Linked DNA regions of Homo sapiens: region 2 is linked to region 1. The links are chromatin contacts, found by Hi-C or POLR2A ChIA-PET in ENCODE. All regions are on one chromosome and are shown on one strand. The core of a region is the stretch at or near the end of the contact, and the rest is flanking DNA. Distances in the headings are between cores, read along the strand shown. Region 1 holds the start of LINC02356 (long intergenic non-protein coding RNA 2356). Region 2 overlaps SH2B3 (SH2B adaptor protein 3).

Evidence for each region. Hi-C counts contacts between places; a loop is a spot of excess contacts on that map. ChIA-PET counts read pairs that join two places held with the same protein, here RNA polymerase II (POLR2A). Pooled maps may share reads with other maps.
Region 2: a pooled map shows a loop between it and region 1 (2.7-fold over the local background). The contact joins the enhancer-like site here to the promoter of LINC02356 in region 1. A Hi-C loop is called at or near these places in 5 of 37 single-sample maps with no recorded cell type and 11 of 50 pooled maps. POLR2A ChIA-PET finds 5 or more read pairs at or near these places in 7 of 52 experiments (AG04450, Caco-2, OCI-LY7 and 4 more).

The regions. Positions count from the first base shown.
Region 1 is chr12:111,367,274-111,371,908 of GRCh38, forward strand. LINC02356 (long intergenic non-protein coding RNA 2356) reads left to right here and starts at 1,988. Exons shown (of 4, transcript NR_187522.1): 1 at 1,988-2,047. It overlaps PHETA1 (PH domain containing endocytic trafficking adaptor 1), which reads right to left and starts at 1,822. Exons shown (of 3, transcript NM_144671.6): 1 at 1,639-1,822. RefSeq lists a silencer at 1,413-1,992.
Region 2 is chr12:111,428,780-111,433,703 of GRCh38, forward strand. All of the region lies in intron 2 of SH2B3 (SH2B adaptor protein 3), which reads left to right. It overlaps LOC124903019 (a long non-coding RNA gene), which reads right to left. Exons shown (of 2, transcript XR_007063462.1): 2 at 3,705-4,924. Among named protein-coding and RNA genes, the nearest start is that of SH2B3, 25 kb to the left of the region's middle. RefSeq lists an enhancer at 1,955-2,264. Within about 2 kb of position 1,517, at least 12 of the 41 ENCODE cell types and tissues checked have a DNase peak (open chromatin) inside an H3K27ac peak, as active enhancers do; they include endothelial cell of umbilical vein, where a contact is called at or near this core.

The DNA.
Region 1 (4,635 bases), core at 738-3,237:
AAGAGGCCCCCCAGTCCCTCTCCTGTGCCTCCACCTGAAATTAATACCTGGGTCATTTCTGCCTGCAGGGGCGTTTGTGGTCTGAATTCTAGTGCCTGGCATGCAGTAGGTACTCACACAGCTGTTTGATTCATTCTGCAGTATCTTCTGAAACCTTTCAACAGCCCCAAGACAAGGGATCTCACCCCACATTCACAGATGTGGAAATGGACACAGGGAGATTCAATAAGTTGGCTAGAGGCATACAACTGTGCCCAGAATCACATGCTCCAGGCAAGCCACCCAAATAAAGGGGCTGATCTTGGGGTCTCTCCACCCCATCAAGGCCAAAGGAATAGCAACTTCCCTCCTGCTCAGCAACCCTCCTCCCCCGACTGCCTAGATAGAGGCCAAACTGGTTCAAGGTCACCAGCAGGCACAGGACCCAGCTCTGCCCATGACCCCTGCCTCCACCAGAACTGGGAAGACAGGAAGCTGCAGGGGCACAGGCGCCAGCCTTGCCTGGAGCGAAGGCCTGGCCCCTGCCTTATCTCCCCACACTGTTTTCCAAGAAGTTCAGAGTCCACTGTGGGCACTGCTGCTGATTCAACAGCCCATGGCCAGACAGGAAGCTGGAGGGAGCCTGGCCCAGCTCTGCTCCCAAGGCAAAGTTCCTGCCTCCGCAGGTCCAGGCTGGAGGACCTTGGACAAGTCGTTTCACCTTTCCAAGTCTCAGTGTCCTCATCTGTTAAATTGGGCTGTGTGGCGAGGGTTCATGAGCTAAAAGAAGGAAAACCCACTGGCAAACTATGGGAAATGGATTGCAAATATTAGCTGCTGTGAGTCGGAGTTTTTTCTCAGCCTCATCTGCAAAATGGTGACGTTAACTTCCATCCCTCTAAGGGCTGAGTGAATTGACTCCTGAAGAGTCATTTTGCAAAATACTTGGTGGGTAGTGAGCTTTCAGGGAAAGAGCTGTCAAAAAGGCAAATAATTCATCCAAGATCTCCAGGGGCACAGCTGGCCCCGGAACCCAGGTCTCCTGGGAGACTGAAGCATGGCATTTTGGCACTCACATCAACGAAAAGAAGCCAGTACCGCAGGTCCTGGGGTTGAATCCAGCTGCCCTCAGTGTCCCCCAGCAGCGGGCGTGGGGAAGAGGGTGTGGCAGGCACAGGCTGAAAAACATGTGTGCCAAGAACACTAAAGAGCAGCCTGGCCGTCACCGCCCCAGCAGGGACCCCAGAGACACGCCAGCACCGCCGTCCAGACACAGGCAGCCCCCTTGTCCACGGCAGGGGCTGCTGCTCCAGGTGTGGCCCTGCTCCCGGCTGCTCTCTGTCCCTTTGTGTGTTGTGCGTGGGAGCTCTCTTAAGTTCCTTAAAGGACAGCCAGAGCCCCAGATGGGTGATCAGCGGCAGAATGGGGGGCTTATCCGCAGTCCCCACCAGCGGCAGACGTCCCTATGGGCTGAGAGAGGGGAGGGTGGTCATTGGCCAAGTTCGCCTCGGCAGCTGGAGAAGTCACCACTGGTGCGGAGTCCCAGCGGGGAAGATCCCCGCAACGCGCTCTCCAGGTGGCCGGGGGACCCCGAGGCCCAGGGCGGCCCGACCCGGGTCCCATGTCCTCGTGCATGTCCCCCCGCCAGGCCCGCCTTACCTCGCAGCGCAGGCCTAGGGCGGCGACGGGACGGGAGGCGCGAGGTTGCGGGGTGGCCCGGCCATGGTTCGGGACTGGCCCGGTGGCGGCGACGGCGGCGGCAGCGCTTTGTCTCCTGGGCGGCCGGGCCGGCGCAGCCGCGGGAGAGCGCGGATCCGACGGAAGGAGGCGGGAGCAACCGGACAGTCCGCGACCCACGGGCGCGCCCCTTTAACCCTTCCCAGCCTGCTCGCGCCGGGCCCGCCCCCGCGTTCTTCCCACCTCCCGATTGGCAGGCCCCGAACCGGCACGCCCCCGTGAGCCCGCCCTCGAAATCACTCTTAAAGGGTCCGCTCCTGGCTCGCGACTCCCCAGTTCCCTAGCCCAGAAAAGCGGATTGGAGCCCGGGAAGCTCATTGCGATTCCAAAGGTAAGGACTGGCCCAGGTCGTGGATTAGCCTGCAAAAGCATTTGGGGGTCCTGGGCGGGCCATTCGCTGAAGTCCTAGGCTTAAGTCCGAACTCCCCCCAGGACGAGGCAGGAGGATTGCCTGAGCCTAGTAGTTCAAGACCAGCCTGGGCAGCAGAGGGAGACCACCATCTCTACAAATAATAAAAATATTTGCTAAACCTGGGTTGCCAGGTTTAGCAAATTTAATGCCCAGTTAAATTAGAAAAATAGCTCTAATTCCTGAAAAATGTGTGAGTGGCAGAAAAAACAGCTGAATCCAGGACATTTGCGTACAGCACTGTTCCATACGGACAGGGCGCCTCGCAAGCTTCCCCTGGCTCCAGGTGAAGAGAGGAAGTTCTGGAATTAGGCAGACTTGAGTTCGAGTCGCACTAGGCCACTGAACACTGTGTGAGCTTAGAGAAATCATTTCACTTCTCTAAGCCTCCGTTTCCTCATCCGGAAAATAAAGACCATCATGATATGTAAAGTGCACGGCACAACAGAAAGCTCTCAAGAAATAGGAATTGCTGTTGTTTTTGCCCTGCCCACCTCCTTGAACCCTTCCTTCCTGTTCCTGCCGCCTCTTCTCCACCACCCGCCACCTCCCAATCACTATTAAGTCCTGGCCTGAAAGCAGGAAGAACAGGACAGACCAGGGTCAGCTCTCCATTGTACAGCCTCTCACTAAGCGCCTACTGTGTGCCAGGCACTGTACCTGAACCAGGTAAGCAGGTGCAGCCAGGAATCAAGACAACACAAATGAGTTCTGGAAGTGATTCATGCTAGGACTGTACGCTAAGGCAATGGGGCAGAAAGCCTGGGAGTGCAGTTTTTTTGTTTTTGTTTTTTGTTTTTTGTGTTTTTTTGTCACCCAGGTTGGGGTGCAGTGGCACAATCACAGCTCATTGTAACCTGAACTCCTGGGTTCAACCGAGCCTCCCACCTCAGCCTCCCAAGTAGTTGGGACTACAGGTGTGTACCACCACACCCGGCTAATTTTTTTTAATTTTTTGTAGAGATCGGGGGGGTCTTGCTATCTTGCCCAAGCTGGAAGTGCAGCTTTTAGACAAGGTGGTCAGGGAAGGCCTCTCTGAGGACAGACCTGGAGGAATGAGGGAGGGAGCCATGTGGTTATCTGGGAGAAGGAGGTCCCAGGCAGAGGGAACAGCAAGTGCAAAAGCCCTGAAATGGGGCCATCCTGGGCATGTTTGAAGAACAACGAGGAGACCAGTGGAGCCAAGTGAGCAATGGGAAGAATAGTAGGAAAATAGGTCAGCTGGCTGGGCGCAGTGGCTCACGCCTATAATCCCAGCACTTTGGGAGGCCGAGGCAGGTAGATCACTTGAGGTCAGGAGTTCGAGACCAGCCTAGCCAACATGGTGAAACCCGGTCTCTACTAAAAATACAAAAAAAAAAAAAAAAAAAAATTAGCCAGGCATGGTGGTGTACACCTGTAATCCCAGTTACTTGGGAGGCTGAGACAGGAGAATCACTTGAACCCAGGAGGCAGAGGTTGCAATGAGCTGAGATTGCACCACTGCACTCCAGCCTGGGTGACAGAGCAAGACTCTGTCAAACAAAAAAAAAACAAAAACAAAAAAAAAAACACAATAGATCAGAGATTATTGGCAAAGCCAGAAAGCCAGGTGACCTAGGGGCTTAAGGACCAGAGGAAAGATTTTGCTTTTACTCTAAGAAGAATGAGGAGCCATGGGAGGGTTTTGAGCAGAGGAGGGACATGGTCTGTGTTAGATTTAACATGGTCCCTGACTGCTATGGGCAGGGAATGATAGTAGAAGCCAGGCGATCAGGGAGAACACTACTGCAGTAGTCCAAGCAAGTGATGGTGGTGGCTTAGAGTGGAGCAGTGGAGGTGGAGAGAAGTGGTTAAGTATAGATATATATTTAATGGATATATGTATTAGTCCGTTTTCACACTGCTGATAAAGACATACCCGAAACTGAGAACAAAAAGAGGTTTAATTGGACTTACAGTTCCACATGGCTGAGGAGGCCTTGGAATCATGGCGGGAGGTGAAAGACACTTCTTACATGGCAGTGGCAAGAGAAAGTGAGGAAGAAACAAAAGCGGAAACCCCTGATAAACCCTTCAGATCTCGTGAGACTTATTCACTATTATAAGAATAGCGTAGGAAAGACTGGCCCCCATGACTCAATGACCTCCTCTTGGGTCCCACTCACAACACGTGGGAATTCTGGGAGATACAAATCAAGTTCAGATTTTGGTGGGGACACAGCCAAACCATATCATTTTGCCCCGGCCCCTCCAAATCTCACGTCCTCACATTTCAAAACCAATCATGCCTTCCCAACAGTCCCCCAAAGTCTTAGCTAATTTCAGAATTAACCCAAAATTCCACAGTCCAAAGTCTTGTCTGAGACAAGGCAAGTCCCTTCTGCCTATGAGCCTGTAAAATCAAAAGCAAGCTAGTTACTTCCTAGATACAGTGGGGATGCAGGTATTGGGTAAATACAGCCGTTCCAAATGGGGGAAATTGGCCAAAACAAAGGGGTTACAGGGCCCATGCAAGTCTGAAATCCAGT
Region 2 (4,924 bases), core at 267-2,766, 61 kb after region 1:
CAGGAGGGCCGTGCCCGTCCGTCCTTGCCGTGATTCTTCCAGGTGGCACCGCCCTCACACCTCCTTTACAGAGGAGGAAACTGAGACCCGGGGAGGCCACAGGAGTCGGGCTCTGGGCCCAGAGCCTGGGCGGGGATGCAGGAGCCACCCCCATGCCTCCGGGTGTGGGAAAGGGGAAGCAGAAAGAAAGGGACGTCCGCCGGAGGCCTGGCGGTTTCCTCTCGGGGCAGGAGTGCGAGGAGGAGGAGGAGGAGGAGGAGGAGGAGGAAGAGGAGGAGGAGGAGGAGGAGGGACGGCAGGAAGCCGCCTCGGGCTCTGACAGGCGCGGCCCTGGCCTGCCCCTGCCCTTCTGAGCCTGTGACCCGGGGGAAGGCACTTTGCCCTCCCTGTGCCTCAGTTTACTCAAGTAAAAATAGCTGAATGATGGCTCTGGCCCCAGGATCAACTGAGTGCTGTCTGGGAAGCACCTAGAGCTGTGCCCAACACAGCCAGTGTTCGCTGGGGCCTGCAAGGCTTTGCTGCTGCAGGCATCACTGGCGTTGTCATTTTTATTTATTATTTATTTATTTAGAGACAGAGTCTCGCTCTGTCGCCCAGGTTAGAGCAGAGTGGTGTGATTTTGGCTCACTGCAACCACCGCCTCCAGGGTTCAAGCAATTCTCCTGCCTCAGCCTCCCGAGTAGCTGGGATTACAGGCGCCCACCACCACACTCCGCTAATTTTTCTGTATTATTAGTAGAGACGCGGTTTCGCCATGTTGGCCAGGCTGGTCTCGAACTCCTGACCTCAGGCTGTCCATCTGCCTCGGCCTCCCAAAGTGCTAGGATTACAGGCGTGAGCTACCGCGCCCGGCCCATTTTTATTAATTGGTTTTCATGTGACAGGCACTGTGTCCGCCACATCCCATGGAATCCTTATCACAAACCCCGGAGGTGGGGACAGTGATGAAGCCATTTCACAGCCAAGAAAACTAGGCACAGAGAGGTCCAGAAACTTGCCCGAGGCCCCAGAGCTGGTAGGTGGCCAAGGCAGGAAATGAGAGTCCCTGGTGGGTCTGCCAAGGCCGGGGGGCACCAGGGGCAGGGGGTTTGTGTTTAGGCCCCAGAACAGGCAGAGAGAAAGCACCCACCCTCCACCGTCAGAACGAGCCTGTATCCCGGCAAGCAGGGCAGACTGAGCCCTGGTCTTGGCAGGCAGGCAGAGCTCAGGTCCTGGCGGGCACACAGGCTTAAGAAGCCGGTTTTTTCCTGGGCCCACGTCTCCTGGGGGACCAGCGGCAGAGGCTCCTGGGGTAGGAACGGAGGTCCCATCCTCACTCTGTCCTGGGCTGCCATGTGACCCAGGTAGGTCCCAGTCCTCTCTGAGCTATGAAGTGGGTGCCTGCAGTGGCCTTCTGGGAGTGATGGGGAAGGCGGAGGGGGTTGGGCAGGGCTCCTGCGGCCCCAGCCACACACACTGCCGCCCCATCTGCCCCCTTATTGGGGTTCCATGCAAAATCGTTTTTGAAAAAGTGCTTTGCCGCTTAGAAGAAACCCCCGACCGCGCTGAAACCACGGGGGCAGATGGTATCGGGGCGCTTCCTTTCAGCTCAAATTCTGCGAATCCACAGCCTAGAAAGTGCCCTGAATCCAACAAGGGGGGAGGTAATTAAGTTATTATGGTCCATCCCCACCCCGTCCTGCTTACCAGGCCTGGCTGCTCTTACTGGCTTCTTGGAAGTTGGTGTGGTATTTTTTTGTTTTGTTTGTTTTCGAGGCTGGTATTGAGATGAGACCATTGTGGGGTCAGGGCTGTGGGCTTGGAGGTTCAGGGTCAGGGTCCAGGGGCGAAGGGTGGACGCTGGAGAAGGGCAGATGGACAGGGTCAGGTTCAGATCTTGGCTCTTGTATCCTTGCTGTGTGGCTCTGGGCCAAGAACTTGGCCTCTCTGCGCCTCAGTGGCTCATTACAGAAAATGGGATGCCAGCACTTGCCTTAGTGGGTTGTTTTGAGCCAACTGCAGGCTCAGGGAGTAGCTGGCATGATGTGTTCCTACCCTGAAGGGCAGAAAAAGGGGAAGGAGGCCACCAGATCCCACAGGTGGGTCCCCAGGGTCCCTCCCCGGGATGGGCAGCAGCCTGGCTGCTCCCCACAGCAACCCCTGGCTGGCCCCATTGGCGCTGCTGGAAATCCCCCACCCAGTTCTTTGTGAATGGAAAAGGAAACTGATTGCGCTAGAAGAGGTCTCCGAGTGCCGGCCGGGGGTGGGTGGCGGGGGGGGCTTCCTCTCCCAGTGCAGGAGGGGCCACCTCAGCTTCCTTTCTGGGGCCCCATACCCCCTTTTTCCTATCTCCCCTCTGAGTTGAGGAGGAGGCTGTGGCCCCCGCCCACTGTTTGGCCTCTGGAACCACTGGGTGACAGTGTACATCGGGGCGATTAAGGGCCACCTGGCCTCTGGACCTCCCTCGCTGTGGCTGCTGCCTGGGACCCCCCACCCCATGCCTGACTCGAACCCCAACCTCAGCTCTACACACAGGGGCACCACTGTAGGAGGAGAGAGAAACCTCTCTCTAGGGAACCACCTGGAAGGGGGCCCTGCCCTGTCTTCATCTGGGTACCCCATGTAATCTAGGAAACTGTCTTTAACTTGCCGAGGGCCTCCATGTCTGAGTTCCTAATGTTTTTTATTTTGCTTTTTCAATTAATAAAGCTCATGGCAGAAACTATTTAAAGAAAAAAAAAAACAGTAACAGAAAAACCTCCCACAATCTCACTACCCAGAGAGAACCAGCATTTCCATTTTGGTAGATGTCATTATTGTCATTTTTGTTTTGTTTTTGAGACTGGGGGACACTGCTCTGTCCCCCAGACTAGAGAGCAGTGGCGCCATCTCGGCTCATTGCATCCTCAACCTCCTGGGCTCAAGGTGATCTTCCCACCTTAGCCTCCCAAGTAGCTGGGACTATTTAATGCTGCTATTAGCATAGACATTAGCAGGACACCATGCCCTGCTAATTTTTAAGTTTTTTTGTAGAGACAAACTCTCACTATGTTGCCTAGGCTGGTCTTAAACTCCTAGGCTCAACAGTCCTCCCGCCTAGGTCTCCCAAAGTTCTGGGATTTACAGGCGTGAGCCACCACCACACCCAGCCTCTTCTCTGTCTTTAACTTTGCCTCCGCCTCCAAATTCCAATTCCTTCAGCAATTGCTGGGAAGGGATTACTTTTTGCACAATTCTGTCTGGAGCCCCTTGCAGGCAGGAGCTTGTGGACAAAAGCTTCAGCCTTTGCGGGCCTGGCATTCCTCATACTATTTGGTCACCTGCTTTTTTCACTTTGTGTCCTGAACATTTTTCTGTATTCTTTTTTTTTTTTTTTTCCACCTCCTAGGTTCAAGCGATTCTCGTGCCTCAGGCTCCCGAGTAGCCAGGATTACAGGCATGTGCCACCACGCCCGGCTAATTTTTGTATTTTTAGTAGAGACGGGGTTTCACCATGTTGGCCAGGCTGGTCTCGAACTCCTGACCTCAGGTGAGCTGCCTGCCTCAGCCTCCCAAAGTGCTGGGATTACAGCCACCGCGCCCAGCCCATTTTTAACTTTTTTGCTGGTATAGATGACCCTGGGATGAACACCTTATGTCAGTCTTGGTGCCCACTTCTGATGATTTTCTTCTGCTCAGTTCCTAGAAGGGGAGTGCTGGGTCAAGGCTTTTATGAGCACTTCTGATCCGTTCTTGCTCTCAAAGCTTTATTGAGATATAATTTACAAACCATAAAATTCGCTTGTGTAAAGCGTATAATTCATTGGTTTTTAGTATATTTACAGAGTTGTGCAACCCTCACCATAATCTAATTTTAGAACATTTTCGTCATCAAAAAAGGAAACCTTGTACCCATGAACAGTCACTCCCCATACCTCCCTCCCCAGCCCCTGGCAACCACTCATCTCTTTTCTGTCTCCAGGGATTTACCTATTCTGGACATTTCACATATGTGGAATCAGACTATGCAGCCTTTTGTGTCTGGCTTCCTTCACTTAGCATCATGTTTTCCAGGTTCACCGAAGTTACAGCATGTATTTTGTTCCTTTTTATGGCTGAAAAATACTCCATTGTATGGACTTGCCACATTTTGCTTATTTGTTTATCACTTAATAGACATCAGGTTATCTCCACTTTCTGGCTGTTATGAATAATGCTGCTATGAACATTCGTGGACAAGTTTTTGTGTGGATCTGTGTTTTCATTTCTCTTGGGATACATCTAGGAGTGGAATTGCTGGGGCATACAGTAATTCTATGTTTAATTACATTGGGCTGGGCACGGTGGCTAACGCCAGTAATCCCAGCACTTTGGGGGGCTAAGGCAGGTGGATCACTTGATGTCAGGAGTTTGAGACCAGCCTGGCCAACATGGTGAAACCCTGTCTCTACTAAAAATCAAAAATTAGCTGGGCGTGGTGGTGGATACCTTTAATCCCAGTTACTCAGGAGGCTGAGGCAGAAGAATCACTTGAACCCAGGAGGTGGAGGCTGCAGCGAGCCAAGATCATGCCATTGCACTCCAGCCTGGGAAACAGAGAGAGACTCTGACTCAGAAAAAAAAATGACTATATATAAAATAAATATGACTGCCAACCTGTTTTCTGAAGCAACTGTACCATTTTATATTCCCACCATCATTGCGTGAGAGGACTCCAGTTTCTCCATGTCCTTGCCAATATTTGTTATTGTCTGTCTTCTTGATTGTAGCCATCCCAGCCATCTTAAAGGGTGTGAAGTAGTTTCTCAGTGTGGTGTTTTTTTTGTTTGTTTGTTTTAAACGGGGTCTTGTTCTGTCACCCAGCCTGGAGTGCAGTGCAGTGGAGTGCAGAGGCAGCTCACTGCAGCCTCAAACTCCTGGGCTCAAGTGATCCTCCCACCTCAGCCTCTTGAGTAGCTAGGATTAC